2 separate regions of the Homo sapiens genome follow, and region 2 is linked to region 1. A link is an interaction called in ENCODE POLR2A ChIA-PET data of the cell type or tissue named here. Cell type or tissue: OCI-LY7. All regions are shown on one strand. Each heading gives the region's core, and the rest is flanking DNA. Links, peaks and the distances in the headings are about the cores only. Region 1 overlaps GALNT18 (polypeptide N-acetylgalactosaminyltransferase 18). Region 2 overlaps IRAG1 (inositol 1,4,5-triphosphate receptor associated 1).

What was found. ChIA-PET counts read pairs that join two places held together with the same protein. Peaks named below come from ENCODE experiments on the same cell type or tissue, not always from the same donor. Only the 100,000 strongest peaks of a DNase experiment are listed, where the experiment ranks them.
Region 2: POLR2A ChIA-PET joins it to region 1 with 11 read pairs; 2 of 35 experiments call an interaction of 5 or more read pairs at or near these places.

What each region holds. Positions count from the first base shown.
Region 1 is chr11:11,273,609-11,289,364 of GRCh38, reverse strand. All of the region lies in intron 10 of GALNT18 (polypeptide N-acetylgalactosaminyltransferase 18), which reads left to right. Among named protein-coding and RNA genes, the nearest start is that of CSNK2A3, 72 kb to the left of the region's middle. RefSeq lists an enhancer at 8,550-9,525. In OCI-LY7, for the core only: no CTCF peak of the experiment used is centred there; a DNase peak (open chromatin) is centred at 9,194; H3K4me3 peaks cover 693 bases.
Region 2 is chr11:10,578,598-10,592,791 of GRCh38, reverse strand. IRAG1 (inositol 1,4,5-triphosphate receptor associated 1) reads left to right here. Exons shown (of 21, transcript NM_130385.4): 18 at 1,180-1,244; 19 at 10,806-10,925; 20 at 12,203-12,337. It overlaps IRAG1-AS1 (IRAG1 antisense RNA 1), which reads right to left. Exons shown (of 4, transcript NR_046375.1): 2 at 3,642-3,780. Among named protein-coding and RNA genes, the nearest start is that of LYVE1, 17 kb to the right of the region's middle. In OCI-LY7, for the core only: no CTCF peak of the experiment used is centred there; no DNase peak of the experiment used is centred there.

The DNA.
Region 1 (15,756 bases), core at 6,128-11,127:
AGTGCTTTGGCAACCATATATTTGATCCTTCTACAAAAGGGAACTGTTTGGAAATACTATTTTTGAATTCCTAGTTTTCAGACCCAGAGCAGCCACTCTCACTTGCTATTTAATAATTAATATATGTGGAAGTTTTGCTTACTGCAAAATGATCGATATTTATCAGGTGACCTGGAATCTCTCCTCGAGCCCTCATTGGTGAGGAGTCGCTGTTGACAAGGCCTGAAGAAGCCAGGAGCCTCTGAAATGATTAAAGTCTTGTGCTTGGGCTAATTTTCTTGCAACAGGTTTTAATCTTTGCAAATTGCATTCAGATCCTACCAACTAGAACGTTCTGGTACTCAAGTTGGGCTGAAAGGAGCTTTTACTGGGTGCATTTCAAATCTCCTTTCTGGTTTCACATTATGCACTATTTATTCTCCTGAGGACCACATTTAAGCTCCACAGACACTCAGGCTGAATTAATTTTAAAATAATCTAGTGTGTTTTCCCAGGTTCTCCTACCAAGAAGATAGATAGGCATTTGCATATCTTAGTGTTCCATCTCATACCCTGATTTTCTGCTTAACAAATAAAATACATTTCCTCTAACCCCCACAAGCTCTTCTGAATTTCCAATACTTCAGGCTGAACCAGGACAGCGTTAGATACTGACACTGAGAAACCACATTTGATGAAAACATCTCTTGGCAACGCTGATGTGCAGGACTCTGATGAGCAATTTTCCAATGATGAACAGTCTTTCCTTTAGTCGTTCATCAAACATTTATTGAGCATGGGGGTTGGACAGGAGGAATGCAGATATAAATCAGACACAGCTTCTGCCCTCAAGGAGCTCATGGGCATGTAAACACAATGGAACCGAATGATGAGAACAGAAACCGAGGGGTGTGCTGTGTTCTGAGAGCCTGGGATGACCGACTTGGTCTGCAGAACTCAGAGATGGCTTCACATAGGAGGCTTGTTTGATTTATATCATAAAGGTTGTAGAGACAGTTTCCAAGCATAGAACATCCCAAGTAGAGGCTCACTTGGGCAAAGGCATGAAATAGCTGAGCATATTTTAGTAGTAGGAATCCATTGTCTGTTGTGTGCAGAATTTAGAGTTTTTGATGGGACAAGTAGGAGATAAGACTTAGAGTCATGTAGAGCAGATAATGATGGTTGTTGAAAGCCATTCCAAGGAGGTAGACTTCACATTAAAAGCAGAAGGAAGGAATGGGGAAGGTTCTTAAGTAGTAGATTTCCATGGTGGGGTGTGCAAAATCCCCCTGGCAGCTGAAAGCAGGTGGATCAGAAGGAAAGAGGCTAGAAACAGGGAAGCAAGTTAAGGAGGAAACTGTTTCATTGTCCCGGGAAGAGATAGGAGGACTTGGTTGCCACAGGGGTGTGGGGACATGCAGCTATCAGGGAGGACTTTGAGAGACATTTCAGCAGGTTATTACACAATGATGGATTAGATGATGGTAGTCGGGCAGTGGAGTGGTTCTCAATACAGGACCATTGCCAGCCCTGTGTTTGAGAACATTTGGTGGGCAGGCAGAATTGCCTCCCTCAAGCTACACACCCTCCCTAAACAGCTGATGTCTCCCGCATCAGCACATGACAAAACTTCATAATATTAGAAGTGGCAGTTGTTGCCTTCAGTGATTTTTTCCTGTTTGTGATTCCTCCAGGATTAAAGAACTTCTAAAACTACCTACCTACTGGGATGATAAATTCATATGCATTAAGTATATGTCTTTCAACCTTCTGAGAGTAGCCTTCGTACTGAGATTTGGGGGATTCTGGGATTCAGTGATGGATTTCTGTGAAAAAAGAGGCATTTGGTCAATGACCCCTGGACCAGTGGAGGGAGAGGGAAGAGGCAAATATCAGGTCACTACAGAGAAGAACTTTGTGGCAGGATACTTGTCAAGCAAAGCAGAGGACTGACTCTCGGTAGTAACAAGGCCACCTCTCCACCTTCAACTACCATCATTCCTTTGAATGGTTTGTAATAGCCTAATGTTAGAGGGAGTCCTCTGTTCAAAGATGTTATTGAAGAGATTCTTGCTTTAGGAAGGCTGTTGTTATGATGTGGTCCTCCAAGCTCCCACTTTCTGAAAGTCCATCTATATGTTTGAATTCATGGCTAAAGGATTGAGGACTATTTAAGACCAGAAATTGCTCAGAAAGGTCAGTGTTCTACCTGCAGATCTCTGAAGGGCTGCCTTGTGCAAGGGCCCAGCAGGGTTGTCCTATGTAGCCCTGAGGGAGGACCAGCAGGGGGAAATTAGGAACAATTTATTGAGCTGCTTCTTCATAGAGCTGGTGATGAAGCTGATGGCTTGGGCAGGTGGTGAGTTCAGGGGACCATCAGCAGGTTGTCAAAGGCTCCACAGCTGTCAGTGGAGTTGGGCTGGGTGATTTTAAGGGCTTATGGACCCTGAAATTCTATAATTCTAAGCTCCCGAAGTTAGATGGCAAACCCTGAGAAGGGTTTTTTCCACCTAGAATTCTCACTGGGCCAGCCTGAATACAAAGCATCACAAATTTGAGAATGACACTCTTAATCACACTTTATGGCATCATTTACCCCTTATTTCAACCCGTGTCCCTCTCTTCTTCCATCAGCCAACAGACTAGAGGGCAGGACTGTGTCTCACACTTCAGTATCTCCAGCACCTAATGAAAAGCCAGAGACAGAGGCAGCACCCAGCATGCTGTTGATCAAATGAAGGAGTCTTTTTAAAAAAATTCACAAATCTTAACCAAAGTCCCCCCTGTGTGCAAGGTCTTGAGCTAGGTTTGTGGGAGCCCCAAAGATGAACAAAATCCTACCTCAATGACCGTCCTCGGATGCATGCATGCTCACTGGAGAAAAAAAAAAGTCATCTAACAGTATTTCAAAGACATTTCATGTTAATAGTCCAAGGGTCCTGCTTAGCTGGAAAATCCCCAGTTCCTACAGTGAACACTTTTAGGTGGTAGCGCATCCCACCTGTGGTACACAGACACTCATTATGTAGGATACTCAAAGTTACGGCATAAACACGCACTTCTTCCGATCACCTCAGATTTGGAGGAGAGAGGTGGAAATATTTTATACTAAAACAGATATGCATATTGCATGGAGTGCAAATTTAAATGAGTATTTTTAAAAACAGGAGGATCTGATGAAATCTCAGGGTGTTGAGACTGTATTTCATGTTGCCCTCAGACTCTGGGTTCTTTGGCGGGAACATTGGCAAGGCTGAGCTTAGAGTTCAAGGGTATGCAGGGCAGACACCACACCCCAGCCCCCTGTGCTTGCTTCATTCTCAGAGCAGCGCTGATGCATTTTCCAAGTGGGGAACGTTGCGGATAGCCACAGAGATGTCTGTTAATGCCAGGAAAGGAGAAATTTTCAAGACTAGATGAGACTGCCCAGAAGAGACTGAGCCCCTAGCCAAAGTTGCCTGTCAAGGGACAATTGGCTCTGATTTGTGAGGTCTAATTTGATAATTTGATGCAAGATGAGTAACGCACGCAAAGACGAATCTATTTGCAGAGCACATTTCCCAGGGAACACCACTAATTCTGCCAAAGAATTTCCCCATGCTAGAGGAGGAGGAGGAGTCCTTGACTTTCTCCTGCTCCAATCCCCAAGTGCTGTCAGCAAGTCCAACTTTGAGAACCTTTTGTGTTGAAAAGACAATAATCGAGTATTTAATGATGGCTCCAGAATAAAACAGCCTTTCATGTCATATGAAGGGACAAGTGTAGAACTGTCCAGTTTTGAGGGACTGACAAAGCTTCGTTTAGGCCTTGGATGTGCAATTAGTTATTTTTGGTTTATGGAAGTCAGCACTTCCCTCCTCTCCCTCATCCCACAGATATCAGGGACCGGGACTAGGTGTGATGGCTCAGCTCCCCACTACCCAGACCTGGGTGAGATTTTAAAATGTATTGCTCAAACATTTATATGGTGTTTACTATGTGCCCTGCACTACTCTGTTTTATAAATGTTACTTAATCCCTATGATAGCGCTATAAGGTACTTACTATAATTATCCCCAGTTTTACAGAGGAGGAAACTGAGGCATGGAGAGATTAAGTCATTTGTCAAAAATCAGATCTGGGAATCCTGCCTCTGGGGTCCATGCTTTAAACCACCATACCATGGTCCCTTGTCCTGCCTCTGGAAAACCAGTGGATCGCTGCAATGGGAGTTTGGGGCTGGGGCCTCCCTGCTGAGCCTGTCGCAAATATGTGTGGACTGGCTGGATCCCTACCTCCTCAGCAAACTCCCTCCAGCCATCCTGCTGTCTCCATAACCCCTCTCTACCTGTGCTTTGCACTTGATGTTCCTGTTACCCCATCTTCAGTCCAAGGGGCCCTTCACACAACAAGCCCTGGGCAGAATCTCACTCAGGCAAAGGTGAGACTAAGAAAGAGAACGCCCAAGTAGTTAAAAAAAAAAAAAAAAAAAAAACACGAAAGTCTTTACTAGTAAATCAGGTGTTGAGTATTCATAATACAAAAAGACCACTTAACTCTACCAAAAAAAGACTTAATCTCAGGGTTTCTTTAACTAGCTGTAATGTCCCACACATGCTTTGAAGTATTTGATTACTAATCATTAACTACTTAACCTAGAAACTCCTGAGCTCACCATGCTTAAAGCCAAAGACCCACTGGGCTGCTTGCCCATGGAAAATTAATTAAAAAAGAAAGTGGAATGGGAATTCTAAAATAAGCAGAGAAGTATTTGGAATACACGAGCTAGTACACACACAGCGTCCTTGTGAACTCCTTGATTGCAAAAGTAAGACCAGCCTGAGCTTAACACAAATACTCCAGACGTTCCACCTCAGGATGCAAGCGACCAGCTGGGCCCAACCCTTTCCTGAAAGGGGGTCATAGCTTGTGGTCTCAAAGTGTGGTCCCAGACCACCACCACCACCAATGAAACAGCACCTGGGAACTTTAAAAGGCACATTTTCAGGCCTTATCTCAGACCTAGTGAATCAGAAGTGAGAGGGGCAGTGATCTATAGTTTAAAAAGCCCACAGGTGACTCTAACTCTTACATTCCAGGAGGAACAGGCCAGTCAGTCTGTACCACACGTAGGCACCACAGACACACTTGGGAAACTGAGGCAGAAAGATGCTTGGCTGTGTAATAACCTGGGATCTGCTCCTCGGTGCCCAAGAGACTCATGGACTGTGGCTTCCACACGCCCCAGTCTACGCACAGTTCTCTATGTTGAGACACAAATTGAGTGCCTCAGCATGCTCTGTCTCCTTTTGCAAGTGACAAGACTGAAGCCCAGAGTGGCTCAGCCATTTTCCTGAGGTGACGTGGCCAAGGCGGGGCACAGAGTCCTACGTTCTTTGCTTCTGCTCATGCCTTTCCAGTTCCTATTCCTGAAAGGCCCAGAAGGAGGAGGAATTAGGCTTGGAGAAGGGAACCTGGCTCTAGGAATTATTATTAGCCTTCAAAATTCTACACATTCAAATTTGATTTTTTTCTTTTAGCTGATGTTTCCATATTTAATTTGGTTTTCATTCCAATTAAGTTCTCTGTGTGCTACGGCTTCTCTCCTGCCAGGTTTAATTGCCCTTACTTAAATTCTTTAATTAAAAGTATTGTGTGTTTCCAGATTATGTAGTTGTAGTATTACACAAATAATGTAGATGACAGGGCTGGTGAACCAAATGACTGTGCCCTCCACAGAGGGAGGGGCCAGCCCAGGTCTCTGCACGAAGCCCCAGCCTAGAGCCATGAGACTGGGCCGGAGGCTGCAGGTTGGACCCTGCGAGTGAGGACAGAAGTCGGCTAACATGTGTCCCTTCTTCCTTCCTTCCTCCAATGCTCTGTGCCCAACACAGCACCACCCAGAGTGACCTGGTTAGCCTGTCAGTCAGATTCTGCAATGGCTGGCCCTGTCATTCAGATTAAAAGTCAAAGTCTTGCTTGTAATTCCAGCACTTTGGGAGGCTGAGGCAGGCAGATCACCTGAGGTCAGGAGTTCGAGACCAGCCTGGCCAACATGGCAAAACTCCATCTCTCCTAAAAATACAAATACTAGCCAGGCATGATGGTGCATGTCTGTAATCCCAGCTACTTGGGCAGCTGAGGCGGGAGAATCACTTGAACCTGGGATTGCATTGAGCCGAGATCCTGCTACTGCACTCCAGCCTGTGTGACAGAGTGAGACTCCATCTCAAGAAAAAAATAAAAAGCCAAAGTCTGTTCAGTGGCCACAAGGCCCTATCCACTTACCCGCACCTCTTGGACCTCATCTCCTCCCACTAACCCCAAGCTCAGGGCCCACGACTCCGCCATTTCTGCCGTGGGCCACCTCCTCCCCTCCTTGCCCTTGCTGAGATCTCAATTTTGATTGAGGATTTCCCTGGCCACCTCTTACACTTGCCGTCTGCCTCCAGCTCTCCACCACCCCGAGCCTCTTTCCTTGTCTACATTTTTGTATACAACCTTATCACCTTCTCGCATGCTTTGGAATTTATTTTTCTGCTTTCCCTACTAGAATATGGTCTCTACAAAAGCAAAGATCTTTTTCTGTTTAGTCACTGATATATCTCAGTGGCCTAGAATGGTAGGTGCTCATTAAATATGTGTTGAATGGATGGAAGGATTAATGAATAGTGTCTCTGCAGAGGGCCCTCAGAGGAAGCAGACCTAATTTTGAAGCTCGTTGAGGTGATCCTTCTCCACCCTAGGCATTGGGGCACCACCAGCTCCCTCAGTCTAGTTCACCACCACTGTGATAGGCAAGGGCTGGGGCTGGCCACCATCCTAGCGAGGAACATAAAGGGGGCAGACCCCCCTGGGTTCCCAGGCTGCCACTACTTACTGCTCATTTACTGACCATGTGACCCTGGACAAGTCTCCCAGCCTCTCTGGGCCTCAGTCTCCAAGCCTGTAAAATGGGGATAATTATTCTCTCTACCTCTCAGGGCTTTTGTCAGGAAGACCTGGAATTGGGCATGTAAAGTATTTGGCATAGTACTAGGCAAATGGTAAATAAGTGATAGTTGTTATTCCTCTCATCTCAGCTGCAGAACCTGCAGGCAGAAGTACAGTTGGTAAAACAGGAGGCTGCTCCCACGGTGCTGAGCTTCCCAGGAAGGCACTGAGTGTGGGAAAGGAAGGCTTCTTTGCAATGTTTGTGAATGAAATTTTCCGAGAGAAGAAGAAAGAGTCTGTTCAGTGAAAGAGGCTGAGGTCAAGAAGGGGGACAGGAGGAAGACAGTGCTGGTGGCCAGTGCTATCTCTGTTTTAAAAGTTTAAGCAAGTTTTAAACTTTAACCTTTTATAATTTTTGTTGAAGAGCTCCAGCATCAAAGGGTGGCCTGGTCCCTCTGTCCATATCCCAGATGTGTTCCCAGGGAGCAGGTCAGGGCTCTGCTCAGCGATGCCCCACCATGGCCTTACTACCAGTTCTAGAGCACCCTCCCCTCCCAGCCTCCAGGGAGGGAGCTCTCCTGGCCTCATACTCCACCCTCCCTGACAGGCTCAGATATTCTCACGGAGGTTGTGTCCCATCCACCCGCCTCCCCCAACCCCACTCTTGGCCGTGATCCATCCTTCCCACATCCCTTCAGGCAGCCAATGCCCAGGGTCACCGCACTTCTAGTCTCTAGGGTGCTGAGGCTGTGGCTGGGCTGGGCTTGGGAAACATCAGATGGGAGTCTCTGAAGGATGCTTTATGTCTCAGAAACCTCTGCTCCTGCCTTCCTCTCTAGACCTTGGCAAGGTGTCCCTTGAAAGGCAAGCAAAGAAAGGGCTGTGGTGTCTTCTGTGCGGGACGTGTTTCTCCAAGAGTTGGTTGTCTGGGGTCTGCACAGCACCTCGCTGTTGGCAAGGCCTGGGCCGGCCCCAAGGATGAGCTGAGCAGCCAGAATCTTCAGCTGAGTGGGCAGCGGCACTTGGTCCGGGCCCGTTTGTTGTGCGCTTTGGTCACAGCCCCCACCCTGATCCTCCGATCCGTACGGTTTATAGCTGATAAACGGATTCCTATCAGTCCTCTGGCTCATCCTTCCAGGAATCAGGACAGAAATGACCATTTGGGCCTGCAGACAATGAAACCAGAAGTGGGGAGAGGCTTGCCCAGGCCACACAGCTAACCGCCAGGAAAGCAGCTGTGTCCTCAGCATCCTAGCTCAGCACTCTTCCCTTTCTACCTGGCTCCGGAAACGCCAACAGATCTTGCAAATTAGAGAGCGGGGCTGGTTTTGGTCCCCTGCCTGCGTGCTGCTCCCAGCATGGTGGGGAAGACAAACCACTGGGCTGGCAGGACTGCGGTGGGGCCAGGGAACTGGCCACAGATCTGTTCAAGAAGCATCAGCAACACAGCCCAGCCTGGGTGTGGGCAGCAGATATGCCCAGGCCACAGGGTTTTACACAGAAGCTAAGGAAATGTGGGCCATGGAGCAATGGTCTGGCCTTGTTTGGAGCAACTGGCACAGGGGATGCCTCTGGGCCTAAGAGTCTAGCTTCTAAGGGACAGGATGGGCACCCAAGGTGGACCACAGTTTGAGAGGACAACTTGAGGCTGTGCTTCACACCCATCAGGAGCACCATGTGGCCCCAAAGTGCCAATTCCTTGGCTATATTGAAGGGGCCTCTTGTCCAGTATAAGTGAGGCAGTGACCCTGGGCACTGTGGTCAGTCCTGAGGGGCAGAAATTAGCCAGAGCTTGTTCAAAGGAGGGCAACCAGTTTGGAAAATTATACAAAATTGTCCCACCAGGAACTGGGAAAGTTAAACCTGGAAATGCTGGGAAAAACTGGGAGACGCAGGCCTCACCTCTCCTGCCGGAAGGGAAGGTGTGGAGGAACAGCAGGCCGCTGGGGAAGCCTCAGGGGAGCTCAAGACAAGGATTTTAGCGCAGTGGAAGGAGCATGCTCCAAGGGTGGGCAGCTGGGGGAAGACTGCATATTTGGGAGGGGGTGAGATCCTTCTCCCTGGAGGTGCCAAGCAGAGCTGAAGGGTCCCATGGCCACAGAGGCCATTAGGCATGTGAGAGCGAGAGGCTGGCCTTCAAGGTCTCTTTCAGCATGGGGATTCCAGGGCCCTTCCTAGGCTTGTCCAAGGGCCCCTTTCAGAGGCCGAGCCTGCAGGTTTCTCCCTGGCAAACAGTGGGCCCCAGCAGCTGCTGTTTCAGTTTCCTGTTTATTCTTTGGTCTCTGTGCTGTTGAGTACACTGAATCACTGCACTCCCCGGGCGGGGGGTGCCCTGGGGTGTGGGGCACAGCAGGAGGAATCTTGCTTTATTTGTGTGAATGCTTCTGAATAGGTTTGTGTGATCGGCTGGGCCATCTCCCCAACACAGGAAGTCGGTAATCCCATGTCCCCTCCCAACACACACATACACAGTCCCCTCCACCCGCACCCCCTGCTTCTCAGTCCCTGCCTCCTTCATCTGTGACTCAAAGTCCCTTCTCAGGGAGCTGGATTTTTTATTTCAATTTTTCAATTGAAGAACATGGATACATACAGAAACATGTATAAAATACACACTTTCAACTCCATGGTTTAAAACAAAGCAAATCCCTAGGTTTCCATCACCCAGCTCAGGAAATAGGACTGCTAGCAACACCCTTGTGATTTCCTGCCCATCACCTTCCCAGTCCCTTCTTCCCAGAGCTGACCACCATCCTGACTTTCACATCATGGCTTTATTTTACCTGTTTGGGAGGTTTATATAAATAGAATAATGTTTGTTTGTATTTTGTCTGGCTGCTTCTGCTCGACATTGTATTGGTGAGATTTATCGAGTATAGCTATAGTTTTTGTTGCTATATAGGTTTCCATTATATGAATATACCGTGAGTTATATGTCTGCTGTACTATTGATGGACGTTTGAGTTATCTCCAGGTTAGTTTTATAAATCGTGTTCTAGAAAGCATTCATGCGCATGTTTTTGGTATAAACGTTTCTGATAGAAGTGTTGGGTCATAGGGTTGTATATGTTAACTATAGTAGGTACTGCCCATTTCAACAGTTGTAAGAACTGAAGTTTTTTTTTAGTCTTAAATTTTTTTAAGAAATTTTTAATTATTATGGATGTGTTAGGCCATTCTTGCATTGCTACAAAGAAATTAAAGAAAAGAGGTATAATTGGCTCATGATTCTTCAGGCTGTACAGGAAGCTTTTGCTTATGGCAGAAGATGAATTGGGAGCTTGCAGGTCACAAGATGAAGGGAGGAGAGAGAGTGGTGAGAGGAGGTGCCACACACTTTTAAATGACCAGCTCTCGTGTAGACTCAGAGCGGAGAGAGCCCACTTCTCACCAAGGGGATGGCCCAAGCCCGTCATGAGGGATCCGGCCCCACCTGCAACCCTGGGGATCACATTCAACAAATATCCAGACTACATCAATGGGTACATAATAGTTGAATATATTTATGGGGTACATGTAATGCTGTCATACAGGCATATAATGTGTAATGATCAAATCAGAATAATTGGGTTATCTTTTACCTCAAGCATTTATCATTTCTGTGTTAGAAACATTCCAATTCTACTTTTAGTTATTTTAAAGTATACAATAAATTATTATTAATTATAGTTACCCTGTTGCATTACTATTAGAGCTTATTCCTTCTATCGAACTGTATTTTTGTACCTATTAACCATCCCTGCTTTTTCCTCTCCTCCCTACTACCTTTCTTAGCCTCTGGTAACCATCATTCTCTCTCCAGGAATTCAATTTTTTTTTTAATTTTAACTCCCATATGTGAGTAAGAACATGCAAAATTTGTCTTAAAATTTGTCTTTCTGTGCCTGGTTTATTTCACTTAACATAATGACCTCCCGTTCTATCCATGTTGTTGCAAATAACAATCTCCCTTTTTTTTTTATACTATAAGTTCTGGGGTACATGTGCAGAATGTGCAGGTTTTTTACAGAGGTATACACGTGCCATGGTGGTTTGCTGCACCCATCAACCCATCATCTACATTAGGTATTTCTCCTAACGCTATCCCTCCCCCAGCCCCCCACCCACCAACAGGCCCCACTGTGTGATGCCTTCCCTGCCGTGTCCATGTGTTCTCGTTGGTCAACTTGGTCCAGAGCTGAGTTCAAGTCCTGGATATCCTTGTTAATTTTCTGTCTCATTGATCTGTCTAACATTAAAGGTGGGGTGTTAAAGTCTCCCACCATTATGGTGTTGGAGTCTAAGTCCTGCACCCAGATTATTAAAGCAAGTTCTTAGAGACCTAAAATGAGACTTAGACCCCCACACAATAATAGTGGGAGACTTTAACACCCTACTGTCAATACTAGACAGATCAACGAGGCAAAAGGTTAACAGGGATATCCAGGACTTGAACTCAGCTCTGGACCAAGTGGACTTAATAGACATCTACAGAACTCTCCAACCCAAATCAACAGAATATACATTCTTCTCAGCACCTCATCGGACTTATTCCAAAATTGACCACATAATTGGAAGTAAAACACTCCTCAGCAATTGCAAAAGAACGGAAATCATAGCAAACAGTCTCTCAGACCACAGTGCAATCAAATTAGAACTCAGGATTAAGAAACTCCCTCAAAACTGCACAATTACATGGAAACTGAACAACTTGCTCCTAAGTTACTACTGGGTAAATAACAAAATGAAGGCAGAATAAAAGATGTTCTTTGAAACCAATGAGAACAAAGACACAACATACCAGAATCTCTGGGACACATTTAAAGCAGTGTTGTAGAGGGAAATGTATAGCACTAAATGCCCACAAGAGAAAGCAGGAAAGATCTAAAATTGACACCCTAACATCAAATTAAAATAACTAGAGAAGCAGCAGCAAACACATTCAAAAGCTGGCAGAAGGAAAGAAATAACTAAGATCAGAGCAGAACTGAAGGAGATAGAGACATGAAAAACCCTTCAAACAATCAATGAATCCAGGGGCTGGTTTTTTGAAAAGATCAACAAAATAGACCACTAGCCAGACTAACAAAAAAAAGAGAAGAATCAAATAGATGCAATAAAAAATGATAAAGGGGATATTACCACTGATCCCACAGAAATACAAACTACCATCAGAATACTGTAAACACCTCTACACAAAAAAACTAGAAAATCTAGAAGAAATGGATAAATTCCTGGACACATACACCCTCCCAAGACTAAGCCAGGAAGAAGTTGAATCTCTGAATAGACCAATAACAGGCTCTGAAATTGAGGCAATAATTACTAGCCTACCCACCAAAAAAAGTCCAGGACCAGACGGATTCACAGCCAAATTCTACCAGAGGCACAAAGAGTTGCTGGTACCATTCCTTCTGAAACTATTCCAATCAATAGAAAAAGAGGGAATCCTCCCTAACTCATTTTATGAGGCCAGCAGCATCCTGATACCAAAACCTGGCAGAGACACAACAAAAAAAGAAAATTTCAGGCCAATATCCCTGATGAACATCAATGTGAAAATCATCAGTGAAATACTGGCAAACTGAATCCAGCAGCACATCAAAAAGCTTATCCACCATGATCAAGTCAGCTTCATCCCTGGGCTGCGAGGCTGGTTCAACATACACAAATCAAGCAACATAATCCATCACATAAACAGAACCAGTGACAAAAACCACATGATTATTTCAATAGATGCAGAAAAGGCCTTCCATAAAATTCAATACCCCTTCATGCCAAACACTCTCAATAAACTAGGTATCGATGGAACATATCTCAAAATAATAAGAGCTATTTATGACAAACCCACAGCCAATATCATACTGAATGGGTGAAAACTGGCACAAGACAGGGATGCCCTCTCTCACCACTCCTATTCAACATAGTATGGGAAGTTCTGGCCAGGGAAGTCAGGCAAGAGAAAGAAATACAGGATATTCAAATAGGAAGAGAGAGAGGAAGTCAAATTGCCTCTGTTTGCAGATGACATGATTGTATATTTAGAAAACCCCATTGTCTCAGCCCCAAATCTCCTTAAGCTGATAAGCAACTTCAGCAAAGTCTCAGGATACAAAATCAATGTGCAAAAATCACAAGCATTCCTATACACCAATAAAAGACAAACAGCCAAATCATGAGTGAACACCCATTCACAATTGCTACAAAGAGAATAAAATACCTAGGAATCCAACTTACAAGGGATGTGAAGGACCTCTTCAAGGAGAACTACAAAGCACTGCTCAAGGACATGAGAGAGGACACAAGCAAATGGAAAAACATTCCACGCTCATGGGTGGGAAGAATCAATATCATGAAAATGGCCATACTGCCCAAAGCAATTTGTAGATTCAGTGCTATCCCCATCAAGCTACCACTGACTTTCTTCACAGAGTTAGAGAAAACTACTTTAAAGTTCATATGGAACCAAAAAAGAGCCTGCATAGCCAAGACAATCTTAAGAAAAATAACAAAGCTGGATGCATCAGGCTACCTAACTTCAAACTATACTACAAGGCTACAGTAACCAAAACAGCATGGTACTGGTACCAAAACAGAGAGATAGACCAATGGAACAGAACAGAGCCCTCAGAAATAACACCACACATCTACAACAATCTGATCTTTGACAAACCTGACTGAAACAAGCAATGGGGAAAGGATTCCCTATTTAATAAATGGTGTTGGGGAAACTGGCTAGCCATATGCAGAAAACTGAAGCTGGACCCCTTCCTTACATCTTCTACAAAAATCAACTCAAGATGGATAAAAGACTTAAATGTAAGACCTAGGACCATAAAAATCCTAGAAGAAAACCTGGGCAGTACCATTCGGGACATCGGCATGGGCAAAGACTTCATGACTAAAACACACAAAGCAATGGCAGCAAAAGCCAAAATTGACAAATGGGATCTAATTAAACTAAAGAGCTTCTGCACAGCAAGAGAAATCATCAGAGTGAACAGGCAACTACAGAATGAGAGAAAACTTTGGCAATCTGTCCATCTGACAAAGGGCTAATATCCAGAATCTACAAAGAACAAACAAATTTACAAGAAACAAACAACCCCATCTAAAAGTGGGTAAAGGATATGAACAGACACTTCTCAAAAGACATTTATGCAGCCAACAGACACATGAAAAAATGGTCATTATCTCTGGTCATTAGAGAAATGCAAATCAAAACCGCAATGAGATACCATCTCACACCAGTTAGAATGGCGATCATTAAAAAGTCAGGAAACAACAGATGCTAGAGAGGATGTGGAGAAATAGGAACACTTTTACACTGTTGGTGGGAGTGTAAATTAGTTCAACCATTGTGGAAGACAGTGTGGCCATTTCTCAAGGATCTAGAACTAGAAATACTATTTGACCTAGCGGTCCCATCACTGGGTATGTACCCAAAGTATCATAAATCATTCTATAAAGACCCATGCACATGTATGTTTATTGTGGCAGTATTCACAATAGCAAAGACTTGGAACCAACCCAAATATCCATCAACACTAGACTGGATAAACAAAATGTGTCACATATACACCATGGAACACTATGCAGCCATAAAAAATGAGTTCATGTCCCATGGATGAAGCTGGAAACCATCATCCTCAGCAAACTATCATAAGAACAGCAAAGAACAGAAAACCAAACACCACGTGTTCTCACTCATAAGTGGGAGTTGGACAATGAGAACACATGGACACAGGGAGGGGAACATCACACACTGGGGCTTGTCAGGGAGTGGAGGGCTAGGGGAGGAATAACATTAGGAGAAATACCTAATGTAGGTGACAGGTTGATGGGTGCAGCAAACCACCATGGCATGCATATACCTATGTAACAAAACTGCACATTCTGCACATGTACCTCAGAACTTAAAGTACAATAATAAAAAATTTTAAAAACCCACCTACTCAGGCCACAGCAATGGCGGATGTCCCTCACCCAACCAAGCTTGAGCATCCCAGGTCAACCTCAGACTGCTGTCCTAGCAGCGAGAATTTCAAGCCAGTGGATTTTCGCTTGCTGGGCTCTGTGGGAGTGGGACCCACTGATCCAGACCACTTGGCTCCCTGGCTTCAGCCCCCTTTCCAGGAGAGTGAACGGTTCTGTCACACTGGCATTCCTGGTGCCACTGGGGTATTGAGAAAAAAACAAAAACAAAAACTCCTGCAGCTAGCTCAGTGTCTGCCCAAACAGCCACCCTGTTTTGTGCTTGAAACCCAGAACCATGGTGGTATAGACACCTGGTCCTGGTCTGCCAGTTGCAAAGACCGTGGGAAAAGCACAGTATCTGAGCCGGAGTGCACTGTTCCTCCCGGTACACTCTCTCACAGCTTTCCTTGGCTGGGGAAGGGAGATCCCCCAACCCCTTGCACTTCCCAGGTGAGGCGATAACCCACCCTGCTTCAGCTTGTCCTCCGTGGGCTACACCCACTGTCCAACCAGTCCGAATGAGATGAACCAGGTCCCTCAGTTGGAAACGCAGAAATCACCCGCCTTCTGCATGGATCTCTCTTAGAGCTGCAGACCGGAGCTATTCCTATTCAGCCATCTTGACAGTGAAACCAGAGTCTCATTATTTTAATGGTTAAATATTATTCCATCCTGTGTATATACCACATATTCCTTATTCATTAACCTATTGATGGATACTTAGGTTGATTCCATATGTTGTCTATTGCGAATAGTGCTGCAATAAACATGGGAGTGCAGATATCTCTTCAATATGCTGGTTTCCTTTCTTTTGGGTATATACCCAACAATGGGATTGCTAGATTATACAGTAGTTTTATTTTCAGTTTTTTGAGGAACCTCCATACTGTTCTCCATAGTAGCTGT
Region 2 (14,194 bases), core at 2,899-7,898, 690 kb after region 1:
TGGTAAAATAGTTCATTTTTATTTTCTTCCTGATGCCTTTTTATATTTCTATAATAAGAATGTATTGGTAATAATCAGGAAAAATACATTTCCATTTCTTTTAGACAAAGACGTTTGGATATAACAAAATATTTTCTGTATCCCAGGCCTTTGTGCATCTGGCTAATTCTCTCTAATTCTTTCTTCAGTGGTTTCTCTATCCCCTGCCTATGACTAGCACTACCCTATAAGGAAACAATCTGATTGTGTAAGCAACTGGAAATTCAAGCTCTATGTAATACCAATGAGTGGTATTCACTGCTTCCTGCCTCAAGCATTTCAGTCGTCTATGAAATCAACCTAAATTCCCAAATTACCCACTAAAATAAAACAACCTGAAAAAAATGTTTAAGAATGTTGGAGAGGACTGGTTAGTGTATTTTAACAGATCTATTTCCCATACTTTGCCTAAAAGCATAAATTTATTTTCCAAATATATATTCCTTTAGACTAGGGGTTGGCAATCAGGGCCATAGATTAAAAACCACACAGGGTACTTTTAAACCATTATTCCCCCAGGCCCCACACCAAGATTCTGGAGTGGATCGATACTTTTTTAAAACCTCCCCCAGGTGATTCTAATGTGCAGCCAACATTGAGAACCATTACTTAAACCAAATCCATTGCAACAACACAACCTGGAAATCCTGGGGAACGTATTGTAAAGAAATTTCTGATGGTTTGAGCTTTCAGTAGTGATTTGCATCTCCTGAGAATTGTACCTGGAGCTATGTCTCTAGGGACAGTGATGGGCTTGTGTGAATCTATTGTAAGGAGCCTGAGACCTGCATTTGTAGGAGGCCCACTGGTGTTCAGTCACAGTTGCTAAACGGGACAGAGAAAAACTGATGGCTCCTCTCCAGAATGGAGCCTCAAGATGTAAACTTTCCTCTTCACTTAAGGAAACTTAGCAGAGGTGAAGGAAAAGGAGGAAGCTGCATGTGCCCTAGAGGAAAGGAGGACAGGGAAGGCCTGAGGGAAAGGGCCAAGTCCTGGGCTCAGATGAAGATTGGAAAGTGGGGGCATGGAGGAAAGAGGAGAAGCAGCAGCCCCGCTCCCAGCATCATCAGAAATCCAGCAGCTCTGGCTTCTTCCTTCCATAGCGCATCCTCAATTCTCTGTCTTCTGTTTTTCACTCAGTCGGAATCACCCAATGGGAAAGGCAGCCTACCTGTCACTTCAGCACTGCCTGCACTTTTGGAAAAGTAAGTTTGTCGATTTTCCTCTTGGCTTCAGGGATCTCTCAGGAAATTTTCCCCATTTTACTTTCCTTCCTCCCATTTTTATCCCCAAAATGCAGTGGAAAGCAAATTAAGTTTTAAGGGAAATGAATGGGAGTCTGAAACCCACAAAGATTTCAGAACCTGTTTGCAAAATTCTTGAACCAGGAAGATGCCCTGAGTGAGGCCAAGTGTACCCAATCTTAGAGAGCCCAGAGAAGGCTGGAGCCTTCTCTGCCAATTGGGATTCCTTGGGCTACAGACAAAATAAAGCCCCAACTCAATGGGACTTAATTAAGTCCAGAGGTAGAGCTGCTCCTGGTATGGCACAGCAGGGCTCTAGCTCAGCGAGTCTACAACTTCCTTGCCTCTGGCCACATTGTATGTTAACTTCATCATCAGGATTGTGGCAAATGGCTGGTAGTTCCTGGGATCCCCTCCAGACAGGACAATACCTAGAGGAAGAAAGGGACTGTTTCTTGCCATGTTCCTTTCTTAGGAATAAACCCAGAAGCCTTTCACCAGTCTTCTCTATTATCTCATTGACAAATCTGGAAGGAAGTCCCTTTCTAAAAGAATCACTTTGGGAAAGGGATTGTCATTATGGGATTAAACTATTCCCTGGGGTTGGTGAGAGGGTCAGCTTCCCATAAAGCAAAATGACTCCATGAAGAAGAGTAAATTCCTGAACAGAATCATGTTGCTGTTAGGAAGTAGGAAGGAAAATGCATATTGGATTAGCAGCCAGCAGTTTCTGTGATTTTCTAGGCATCTATGCAATTTGCAGATCTTTTCATCCTCAGCCAGAGTAAGGCAGGCTGTTTCTATGCACTCAGAGGATTTTATAGCTTACTTTTCAAATTCTTTCATTTGCTTGCTGAAAAACATCTGGATCACACCTGCTGCCTCTCAGAATTTTCCCCTTGTGTCTTTTCTCACTTGGTAAAACATATACCTTATTCTTCCTTCTTCCTTGCCTCAAGACAGCTTTAGTCCTTTGTTTTTCTTTGCTGTTAGAAAAGTTTTGCTATCTGGCAGGGAACCTGTATGTTGGGACCCTTTTCAGTACAGACAAGCTCCCATCTCCAGACTCAGCCTGCCTCCTACATCTGTCATTCTGTATAGCCACCAGCTTATCACCCAGTGATTTGTTAGTCTTGAAGTTTGCCCAGCATTTCGTCTCTTTGCCACCTCACCCCCATAAGCTCACAGGTCCTTCGTGTTATAGAGGGTCTCTTGGGGTCTCTCTCTCTGTCTTTTCTTGATCACTACAGGGAAATTGTCAAGAGGCAACACAACCACCACCACATGGAAGTAACCGAGTTTACAGAAACTTACCAAGTCCCTAGAGTCATAGTACCTCATCCAGGGTCTCTGAATCTCTCCAGAAATGGTCACCTCATGCTCTGACTGAGAAACCCACTAAAATTCTCCCTGCCAACCTTCCCTTTGGGTGCACAGATCCCTACTTCAGAGAACCCTCAACTCTAGCCCCTTTCCCAACTCTAGGCCTGCAGAGCCACTCAAGGCAGAAGATCTCTTCAACAGACTCTTAATCATGACAGAGAGGGCCTGAACTCTGTAGAACTTATGCCAGGCCAGTTGAGCACTTCTGTCCAAGGCAGTGGGGATCATGAAAACATGAATTATCCTTGGTAAGGGAAACTGAGGTACAAAATTGGAGACAATAAGCAGCAGCCCCAAATTAGGAGTGTCAATGGGTGACGATCAATAGTGGCATCACCTTTCCAGTGCTTTATAGAACCTGGAGAGATATGGACAGAGTGGGGATTAAGGCAAGTCAAGCACACTGGGGCTGACTCGCCAGTTGGGAATATACCCATGTAAGAATGGTTGCAAAGAGGTGAGGGCATCTTTAGAGGAAGAGGGGTTCAGGATGAACAACAGCTTCCCCTTCTGGATTTCTCAAAGATGTTAAGTGATTTCCATTTAAAACTGGAAACATGGCCAGGCACGGTGGCTCACACCTGTGATCCCAGCAGTTTGGGAGGCTGAGGCGGGTGGTTCATGAGGTCAGGAGTTCAAGACCGCCTGGCCAAGATGGTGAAACCCTGTCTCTACTAAAAATACAAATAAATAAATAAATAAATATAAAGTGGAAAATTTACTTGATTCCCAACAGACTAACAATGAGACAATATATGAGTAAAAGTGAATTCGTATCTTCTGTCCTATACACAAATACAGTCAATTCTAACTGCCCTATCCATATCGTGAAAGAGAAATAATGTGTTATAGTTTAATATACATTGCTTTGGAGACTGTTGTATTCAGCTTTGTGTTAAAATGATTTCACCTTTCCTAAGCATACAGTGACAAAGCAGGAAGGGCACTGGCTAAGCAAAGGATAAGATCAAATACCCTGTGGCTAGTTCACAGGAAGATACTTGAGAGCTGGTTACACTGCTTCATGAGATTTCAGAGAATGCTGAGCCTTGTTCTTGGAGGTCATTTCGTAATGAACTGCTCTTCACTCACCAAGGGCCTAGAAACCTGTAGACTTAAACATATGGGTGGAGAGTGATATTTAAAGTTAGTCCTGAAGATGAAGAGAAAACAAAGCTCAAGAGCAGTTCCACAAGTAGAAATGGCTATGTAATTGTAGTCTTTTGTTCTTTCATTCCTTCAGCAATTAATCACCAAGGGCCAGGCACATAGAATGTACTCAAGGAGCTTGCAGTCTAGCGGGAAAGACAGATGGGAAGCAGCCTATTATAATACAACATGATGGGTGGGATCGTAAGGAAGTGTAGGTTGCTAAGGGAATGATGCACAGAAAATGAGCACCTAACCTGATTTTGGTGTAAGGTTGGGGGAACTGGGGAAGTGGGGGGAAGAGAGAGCTTAGAAAATGATTCCCCTTGGCTGGGCAGTGGCTCACGCCTGTAACCCCAGCACTTTGGGAGGCCAAGGCAAGTGGATGACTTGAGCTCAAGAGTTGAAGACCAGCCTGGGCAATATAACGAAAGCCCCATCTCTACAAAAAATATAAAAATTAGCCAGGCGTGGTGGCGTCCACCTGTAGTCCCAGCTACTCAGGAGGCTGAGGTGGGAGGATGGCTTGACCCCAGCCGGGAGAAGTTTCAGTGAGCTGAGATTGCACCACTGCACTGCAGCCTGGAGCCTGAGCGACAGAACCAGACCCTGTCTCAAAAAACAAAAAAAAAAAAGTTTCCCTCTAGGAACTTACTTTTAAAGTAAAAATCTAAAGGGTACATAATCAACTAGGTGAACAGGAGGTTAACAACATTCCAGGCTTTGTCCATGTGACAAAGTATGGAGTATTCAAGGAATGATGATAATGATAACGATGACAATGGTAATTACTGTTGACTATTTACAGCACTGATGACAATGGTAATTACTGTTAACTATTTACTGCACTGATGACAATGGTAATTACTGTTAACTACTGCACTGATGACAATGGTAATTACTGTTAACTATTTGCTGCACCTCGCTGTATGCCAAGTGCTTTGCTAATTGCTTTGTATTAATAATCTCAGTTAATCCTCACAGTAATTCCATGAGGTAGGTGTACTATTAATATCTCTGTTTTATAGATGAGGAAACTGAAGCTCAGAGAAATCGTCACTTGCCTGAGGTTACACAGCTGGTAGATAGCAGAGCACATGCCCTTACCCTTTTAATAGACCGCCCAACTGGAAGAACAAAACGAAGTTCAGTGTGACCATAGAGAAGAGGATGAATTTAAGAGCTATTTTTGAAAGAGCATGGTGACCGGTTGGGCATGGAGTGGAGAACAGAGTCGGGGTGAGAGACAGGGTGTGTGTGGAACCGTTCACAGAGCGATCAGCAAAACCAGGATGTAGATGATGCACAGGGTTAGTGTCAAAAAGGGGTTATTATGTTAATGTATCACAGAGCAATTTTAACTCTGAATCTCTAAAAATAACCATGTTTCTATACTCTTGAAGCACCCAGGGTAAATTCCTTAAAGATTTCACAGGACACTAAATTTGTACAGTAAGCAACTCCCCTTTGCTGATGGTATCTTGGAGTGAATTCCTCCCTCCCGCCACCCACCCCAATAAACTTGTGGCGGACCCCAGGTATCTAGAACTGAGTAACACGGAGTAAGGAAGCTTGGGTTCCCTGGGCTGGGCTTGTCAGAGGGAACCATGGCAGTGGGGGTGACTTGGAAATATTGCTGAGCCCAAGAAGATATGCCGATCACAAAGGATAGTAGCCACTTTCAAATATTGTTTACCATGTGGGAAAAGTTGAATCTAATATACCTGCCTGTCCAAAAATATATTTTGACTAAATAGTTCTTCACATTACTGAGAGCTGAGCACAATGACAAACATTTTTGACCTGGTGCACGTGTGAGAATAATGAGCCTCATTTTCATGAATCATCCCAGAAAGAAAGCACATAGGATTTCAGGCAGGGGACAGATGCCAAGATCCATGAGCCTTCGGGCCAGAAATCCCTAGGGTGGGCACAGGCTGTGCTCAGCTCCAGTTTATAGCCATGATTACAGATTCGTTTAGTCCAACCCAAACACTGGGTTCTCAGGAAATAACCATTTACAGAGAGGACTTGTGCCTTTTACAACATTCCTAGTAGGGACTGGATAAGTCATAGTGAAACCGATGCAACTTGACAGGCACTTAAAGGCACCTACTGTATGCCAGGCACTATTCTGACCCAAACACAGTCCTTCTTCCTGTGATGACAGTCATATGCAGGTATCTAAAACATACATCAATGCCTCCCTGTGAGTCATGCTGTCACAGAGGTGCGGTGGCAGCATAAAGGGAGAGAGAGGGCCAGGTGCGGTGGCTCATGCCTGTAACCCCAGCACTTTGGGAGGCCGAGGCAGGTGGATCACTTGAGGCCAGGAGTTCGAGACCAGCCTGGCCAACATGGTGAAACCCCATTTCTACTAAAAATGCAAATATTAGCCAGGCGTGATGGTGCACGCCTGTAATCTCAGCTACTTGGGAGGCTGAGGCAGGAGAATCGCTTGAACCTGGGAGGTGGAGGTTGCAGTGTGCCCAGATCATGCCACTGCACTCCAGCCTGAGTGACAGAGCGGGACCCTGTCTCAAGGAAAAAAAAAAAAAAAGGAGAGATCAACTTTAACCAGAGGGTGTGGGGGAGGGGAGAACACCAGCAAAGGTTTCACAGAGGAGAAGGCATTTGAGCTTAGTCTTAAAGATGCTTAGAGAGAAACTTCCAGATAGTTAGAGAAGATATTTAGGAAACTACAAGCTCAGTTTAGAGGTCAGGAGAGAACAGCAAACATTTTACATGTTGTGTTTCCCCCACTTGCCACCCTACCCACAACCCCTCCACTCCCCCCTACCCACCCTCCACACACACACACAGTAAACAAAGGCCCTCCCAGCCACTTACACTGTAGACAAGCAGCCTTGAAAAGAGGGGCAGCATGGAAGCCATGGTCCAGCCTGAGGGCAGGAAGGGCTTCACTCAGCAGAGTGAAAGGAAGAGACTTCTGTTGAAAGAAAGGCAGGGGGATTCATGGAGGGCTTCTATTGAAAGAAAGGTGGGGGTTCATGGAGGGCTTCTATTGAAAGAAAGGTGGGGGTTCATGGAAGGCTTCTATTGAAAGAAAAGCGGGGGTTCATGGAGGGCTGGAAAGTCCATCTTGACACACAGGTAGAAGACCAAGGTGAGAGTCCCAGCACCAATAACGTGAATTTAGGCAAGTCACTTAATCAACCTGAGCTTGGGTTTCTTATCTGTGAAATGGGATAATACCCCACCTAGGTGGCAGATAGTGCAGTCAGAAGAATGGGCACATATCAGACTGCACAGGGTAAAATTTGAGCTCTACCACACACTGGTTGTATGATCTTGGGCTGGTCCCGAGATCATACACATTCTCTCACTTGATCTTTCCAATGATAAGAAGAGCTAAAAGTTAACTTACTTATCAGGCTCTGTTCTAACATCTCATTTAAGGCTCACAAATGACCCAAGAAGGTATTACTGTTCTCTGTTTGACAGATATGAAATCACTTGAAATGCGATTCTCATGCCTCAGCCTACTTTTTGAGCCTTGGTTTCCTCATCTGTCAAACAGAGAACACTAATACCTTCTTGGGTCATTTGTGAGCCTTAAATGAGATGTTAGACCACAGCCTGATACATATAAGTTAATGTTTAGCTCTTCTTATCATTGGAAAGATCAAGTGAGAGAATGTATATGAGAGCCCTATAGGGGAGCTGAAATGAACAGAAGATCTGCATGTAAAAGAGTCGATGAAATGGGCTTCCTGGCCCTGCTAGGGAAAAGTTTTCCTCTCTAGAGATCAGTGACCCAAGGACAATGAGAGCTTTGTTTACAGTCACTTATCTGCAAAATTCTAAGGTGCATAATGTGTGATGACACACAATAGACATGCACCTGAGAAAGTTCCTAAAGCCATTTTATGAAAATGTAATGTTAATTTACCATACCTTAAATTAGTTCACATTTAGGGTTCCTCTGACTCTGAAGTGTCTCAGTAATATATAACAAGCTCTCCCTTGATGATATAAATAATTGCCTGGATTTTTTATGAGTCATATTTGGAGGTAGCTCAGATTGCTCCCAAAATGTACCAATACATTTACTATATAACAATAATAATAGCAGATATAATTTGTTGAGTGCCATATTCCAGAAAGTTTATTGACATTTCTTCATTAATTCTTACACCTCCACCATCAGGTATGTATTACTATCCCCATTGTACAGTTGAGGAATCTGAAGTTCAGGAAGATTAAATAATTTGCATGTTTTGGAGCTGGTATTTGAATCCAAGTTTGCCTCAGGCGAGTTCTTTTCCTTTATACTACACTGTCCTCCTTCACGCATGCTTAACATTAAGGAACCTCTAAGGCTGACAGTTGTATATAAATCAAAAGTCTGATACCAATATCTCATTTCATATATATATATATATATATATATATATATATATATATTTCATGAAAGAATTACTTTCCCTGCCCTTGGCTGTAGCTATGTTTTTCTCCTCTTGCTCCAGTCGTTTGGATAAATAGGAAACTGCACATTAGGCCAAGGTCACATGGAAGGGAGTGGATAATGTAATTTGCAAAAGGAGAAATGTTATGAACAGCTGGTATTTTTAGAGCGTTATCTTTCTTGTTCACAATGGGTTGTGGTTTCCAGCCTGACTAAATGTAAATTTTAAAAGGTCTGAGGAAAACTAAGAGATGGGAAACTGATGCCAAGAATGAGGAGAAGATACAAGGCTCACTCATAAACCCTGTCTGAGAGTTCAGGGAGGGTGGCAGCTGTGATCTTTCAGAGTCCTGGCTGGAAAGCTCTGCTCACAGTGTTGCCTTGTTGGAGGACTCCTCCATGACGACATTGCTCCCATTGGGAATCAGGACATGAAGGTGGGCTGCAGGATTTCTAGGGAAAGCATAGCCATCTGGATACTTCCTTTAAACTTGTGATCCCATACCTGCAATGATCTCCCAGCACCTCCCAGCCATCTTACCAAGATGTTCTAGTATGTCTGTTTTCCTTCTTTCTCATATAACTCTTTTACACCCCTCCTCTCTCCACAGACCTTCCTAGACCCCTCTACCTCTCACTCTCAGCAGATGACCTTGCCTTCCACTTTATAGAGAATACCTAAGCTACATTCCCATAGGAGCCCTCTCACTTTCCTTCACCAGATCTCCAGCCCAACAACTTCATCATCATCTTACCTTTGTTACAAACAAGGAGAGATTCTCTAGTTTTCCAAGGTCTGTCCCTATTTCCTTTTGCAAAGACTGAGTTCCTTCGGGCATCCCTTTCTCTCATCCTCTACTGGATCATTTCTACCTACATTCAAATGTGCATCCTCCCTTGACCTACTTCAGCTGCACACTCCCTCCAACACACCCCTCTACTCTCCTTCCTACTCGAATTGCTGTGTCTGTGGCTTCCCCTTTCCAACCTCCCCTTCTTTACTTTAAACCTGTGCTTGGCTCCCAACATTACACAGAGGCTCCTGTTGACCTCTGTATTATCAAATCTAATAGTCACCTTGTCTGCACGCTTCAAACTCAGAAGTGTGTGGCACTGTTTACTCTTCCGCCTTGATGAGCTCTTGTCTCCTGGCTCCCAAGACTCCACCTGCTCCTAGGTTTCCTCTTACCTCTCTGGCTGCTACTTCTCAGCCTTCTCTGAAGATGCCTTCTTTTCCACCTGAGACAAGTGTGGAGTTCCTCATGACTTGGTCCTGGGTCCTCCTCTTGTCTTTCTTCATATTATCTCCCTAAGCAATCTTGTCTATCCCCGTGGCTTTAAATAACATTTATGTTCTGATGACACCAAATGAATATCTCCAGCTAAAACTTCCCTGACTCACTTTGGTGAATTCAACTGTCTACTTGACATCTCCCTTTGGATACCTCACAGGCATTGCAAATGTCTCTTGTCCAAAAGTTAACTCCTGCCACACTGCCTCTTTTTAAGTTCTCAAACAACTCAGCACCTTTTGTGTCTCAGAGTCTTTACATAACCCGCATTCTCTTCCTGGAATGATCTCTCCTCTGCTTTTTTACTGAGTTTTGCTTTGTCATCCAGGCTGGAGTGCAGTGGTGCGATCTCAGCTCACTGCAACCTCTGCCTCCAGGCTCAAGCGATTCTCTTGCCTCAGCCTCCTGAGTACCTGGGATTACAGGTGTGTGCCACCACACCTGGCTAATTTTTGTATTTTTAGTAGAGATGGGGTTTCACCATGTTGGCCAGGCTGGTCTCGAACTCCTGATCTCAGGTGATCCGCCCGCCTTGGCCTCCCAAAGTGCTGGGATTACAAGCATGAGCCACCACACCCAACCCTCTCCTCTGCTATTAATACATCTGACTTCTCATCCTTCAGGCCTGTGCTTCAACTTCAGCACCTCAGAGAGGCCTTTTCTAACTATTCACTCTAAACACATTCTCTCCTTGTTATTTTCTGTCACTGTACAGAATTTCTTTCATAAAAGTTATTATTTGTAATTAATCACATATTTTTTCTTTCCTTTTTTGGGGCTTTTCCTTCTGCTAAGTTCCATGTTGGTAAAAACCATTTCTTTATTTTCTAATGTGCCCCCAGCACATTACAATGTGCCTGTGGCTTAGTCATGCTGAGTGGATATTTGAAAAGATGAGTGGGGGTCTTCAGGTGAAAGATAGACAACAGGAATGGAATGACCTTAAACGTGCTGGTCTGCCCCCATTTTCCTCATCTCAGCGCTGTAGATCACCCATTACAGCATCTCCTGGAATAAGAATAAACGCCAGTTTGGGAGCATGAGGAGAAGGGGAGCTGGTGAGGTATTTAATGGGCTGGGGAAAATTCATGGACTAGGACCTTTATAAAATCTTGTCTCAGGGTAGAAGGATTGGGAAAAAATCTGAAAGTTACTGAAAAAGCCTGAGTTTCCTCACTCCTAATCAGGAATCGGGCCAAAAACATGGTTTTGTTTTTAGGCCTCCACCTTTTTCTGAAATGATGCCCTGTACTTCCCTCTTCTCACTAGTGGAAAGACAAATGGGGACCCAGATTGTGAAGCCTCTGCTCCTGCGCTGACCCTGAGCTGCCTGGAGGAGCTTAGTCAGGAGACCAAGGCCAGGATGGAGGAAGAAGCCTACAGCAAGGGGTGAGTCAGACCTCAGCCACCCCAAGGGCACCTGGCAGTTCTCAGAAGATGCCTTCCCATGGGTCTTTCTTGTTTCTTAGAGGCTTTAGGGAAGTAACCAGTGGCCGCAGGACCTCCTTGCCACAGGAAGGAACTACATAGGAAAGAGCAAGACTGTTCCACAGGAAGGACAGGAGGAAGCAGGGTCAGAGGGTGTGGTTAGACAATAACAAGACTGCCCTCTTTTTAGGCAGAGAGCCACCAGAATGCCACCGCTCAGAATAGTCTGGAAATCAGGGGTCCTGGATGGGTTCCTCTTGGTGGTGCCTGAGGCTTCCTGACACGTGCTCAAAGCAGTCATGTTGCTGCCAGCAGTGCCCAGGAGCAGCTGCAGCTCTGCTCCCTAGAACTGCTTTGGTCACTCCTTCCTCCTATAAATGGAGTCTCTTCAACTTCGAACTGCCTCCTCCTCCATTTGAGCTTCAATAGCACCCATGGCCAGTTGTCAGCACTGGAGAGACCAAGTCCTGAGCAGGTACCAAGCCTCAAGGTAGAGAATCACCTCCAACCATGTATGGTGCCCTATGCGTCTCCTGTCTCCATAGCTCATGAGGAAGACATAGCTTCCCACTGGCACAGAACCCATGGGCTTCAGTGGTGGGTTTGCCCAGCCAAACTGCTAGTGTTAGACACTCAGCATAGGACAAGTGAACAGAGTATGTTTGGGGTAATATTGACCCTGGGGGAGAAAAACCACAAGGGTTTCTCTTTGAAAGCGTGCCTTTCTCACCCACCACTGTGCTCTATCCTTGGAATTTATGGGCATGAACTCCTTCATTGGTTTCGTAAACATTTACTGAGTACCTCTCTAGATCAAGCCATGTGCCTGGCACTTGCAAAAATCATTCCAACGCCCTGTGAAATGAGTGTCACCCTCTCTCTTTTACAGATGAGAGGCTGAAGCTCCACGGTCACATGGAGAACAAATACAATCTTAGCCCTACGGAATGTTTTGTGGGTTAAGAACCCAGTCAGGAGACCCTGCACCACATTTTTTCCCTGTCAGTTTTGTCACACTTTCACATAAACAGGAAGGATGACTGAGGAGTGAGGGGAAATGGTACTGGCGTGAGCTGCCTTAGGATTCAGTGGAGCTTCCCAGCTTTTTCCTGTTTTGTGGAACCATAGGAAGCACATAATTATTGGAGGTGCTGCTCAAGTCCCCTCCCCTAGGAACTCAGGAAAGGATGCACTGCATCTGCCCTTTCCAGACTCAACTGTTCCTTTTTGCCCCCCAGATTCCAAGAAGGTCTAAAGAAGACCAAAGAACTTCAAGACCTGAAGGAGGAGGAGGAAGAACAGAAGAGTGAGAGTCCTGAGGAACCTGAAGAGGTAGAAGAAACTGAGGAAGAGGAAAAGGGCCCAAGAAGCAGGTGGGAAGCCTGTGTTTGGAGTCCTTGCCGTTGCTGAAATGGGGGTTACAATTCATCTAATTTAAATGCACAAAATCCCTGGAAATGCCAGTCCAGGGCAGCAGTGAATCTGGGGCCCCAGTGAGTAGCCCAAGAAACCAAGAGGGCACACATGTTGGGAAGGAGGTAGAGGAAATCCCAAAGAGCCAAGATAGCTAGCAATGAGAAGTTTGCAAGAGCTTGAGAGGTCAGGGGCAGTCATGGGAAGGGAGGATGGCAATCAAGAGCTCCAGGAGCTAAGGAAGGGCGAAGGGCCCTGAATGGAGTCCCTCCCAGCCCAGCCATGGTTAGCTCATTTCCCAGATGAAATTATGGGTAGCCATCCCCATGAAGAGGCCCAAGACAAAGAGAGTTGACTCGAAGCCCTGGAGTGAGTTTCTTACAAGAACAGGGACAGGGAGGACACACGGAATAGAGGGCAAACTCAGCTCAGTGGCAAAGGTGAGTCTCCAGCAGGTGCCTACCATGCTGACCAATCAAGCTTGGTCTTCACTTTAGGTTGGAAATACTTGGGGTTTTCTTTTAAAATACTTCCTATTTCAAAGGTACTTTCCCCTAAGTTGGGGAAGGAGAATATAACATGTAGATAAAGAGAATATAGACCTGTATCTTGTCCCACTTGTGGTTCCTGCCTGGCCTTTAGGATGCAGAATCGTAGAAATGACCTAATTTAGTTCCAGGGCACTCCATGCAATGAAGTATTATAGGAATGAGGTCTCAGCCCCACCTGGCCTGAATTATCCCCTAGAAGTTCACGCTTAGGGATAGGATAAACTAGCACCCATAGATGAGGTGTTACTCTACCCCACAGATATAATAACCATGCCAACATTCTGGATTTTCAGGACAGCCCAATTTCATATATTCAGCTATGTTGTCTCTATTAGTATAGTTAAACCACAAGTCTTGAATTTTGATTTTTTAAAATGTAGTAATAGCCACCTTGGAAAACCTTCACCAAAATCTATTTTTAGACCCCTGGGATATCTTGGGGTCCAGGGCAGCTCCAGACAAAATATCTAATCAGCTGCTGAAATATTATCTAATCTGGGTATGTATCTGTGCCTCATTGCTGGAAAACTCTGGAAACCACATGCATGCAACAAATAGGTAATGAAGTGAAGATTAGAAGCAAAATGGATAGGCACACAGGAGCTATCAATAGAGCCCAGTTGGTGGAGAATTCAACTAAAGTCAGAGGTCTCAGCCCATGCTGGTCGACCCCATTGTTCAGGGGAAGAGCCGTTAGGAGAACTGGAGAAATGCTTCTCCACTGAAAACAAATCACACACTGTCTCCCCAGTGAAAGAACCTCCAAGTTTAACAATTAAAGTGCAATCCCTACTCCAAGCAACCAGATCCTGTTCTCCTTAGGCCTCATCTCCCTCCTGAGGGTTCTCTGCTGATATTTCTCAGTCCACCACATTGCCTTCCTCCCCTTTAATGCAGTCAAGCAAAGCCCTAGACAAAAAGCCTTTCCTCTGGCACCCGTGAATACAGCAGAGACAGACTGGAACTTCTAACACTTCCAAACACTGAGAAAGAACAAAAGAGAAATAAACAGAGAGAGAGTACATGGAATATAAACAGTCTGGTTTGCAAAGCAAGGGGCTCAATGTCTTATCTAGCTAATTCAATCTCAGGCAATTGTCAGCTCCCTCCCATTTCATGAAACCCCAGGGGAAGTAAGGCTTAGCTTGGTTCCTTTCTGTCCAGCTCCTGGTCATCAGTGAGTGGCAATGGTGCCTGTAACATTTATCATGCACCTGCTCTCAAACATGATTTCTTCCCTGAAATGTTGGTGCCTCACTAACAAGC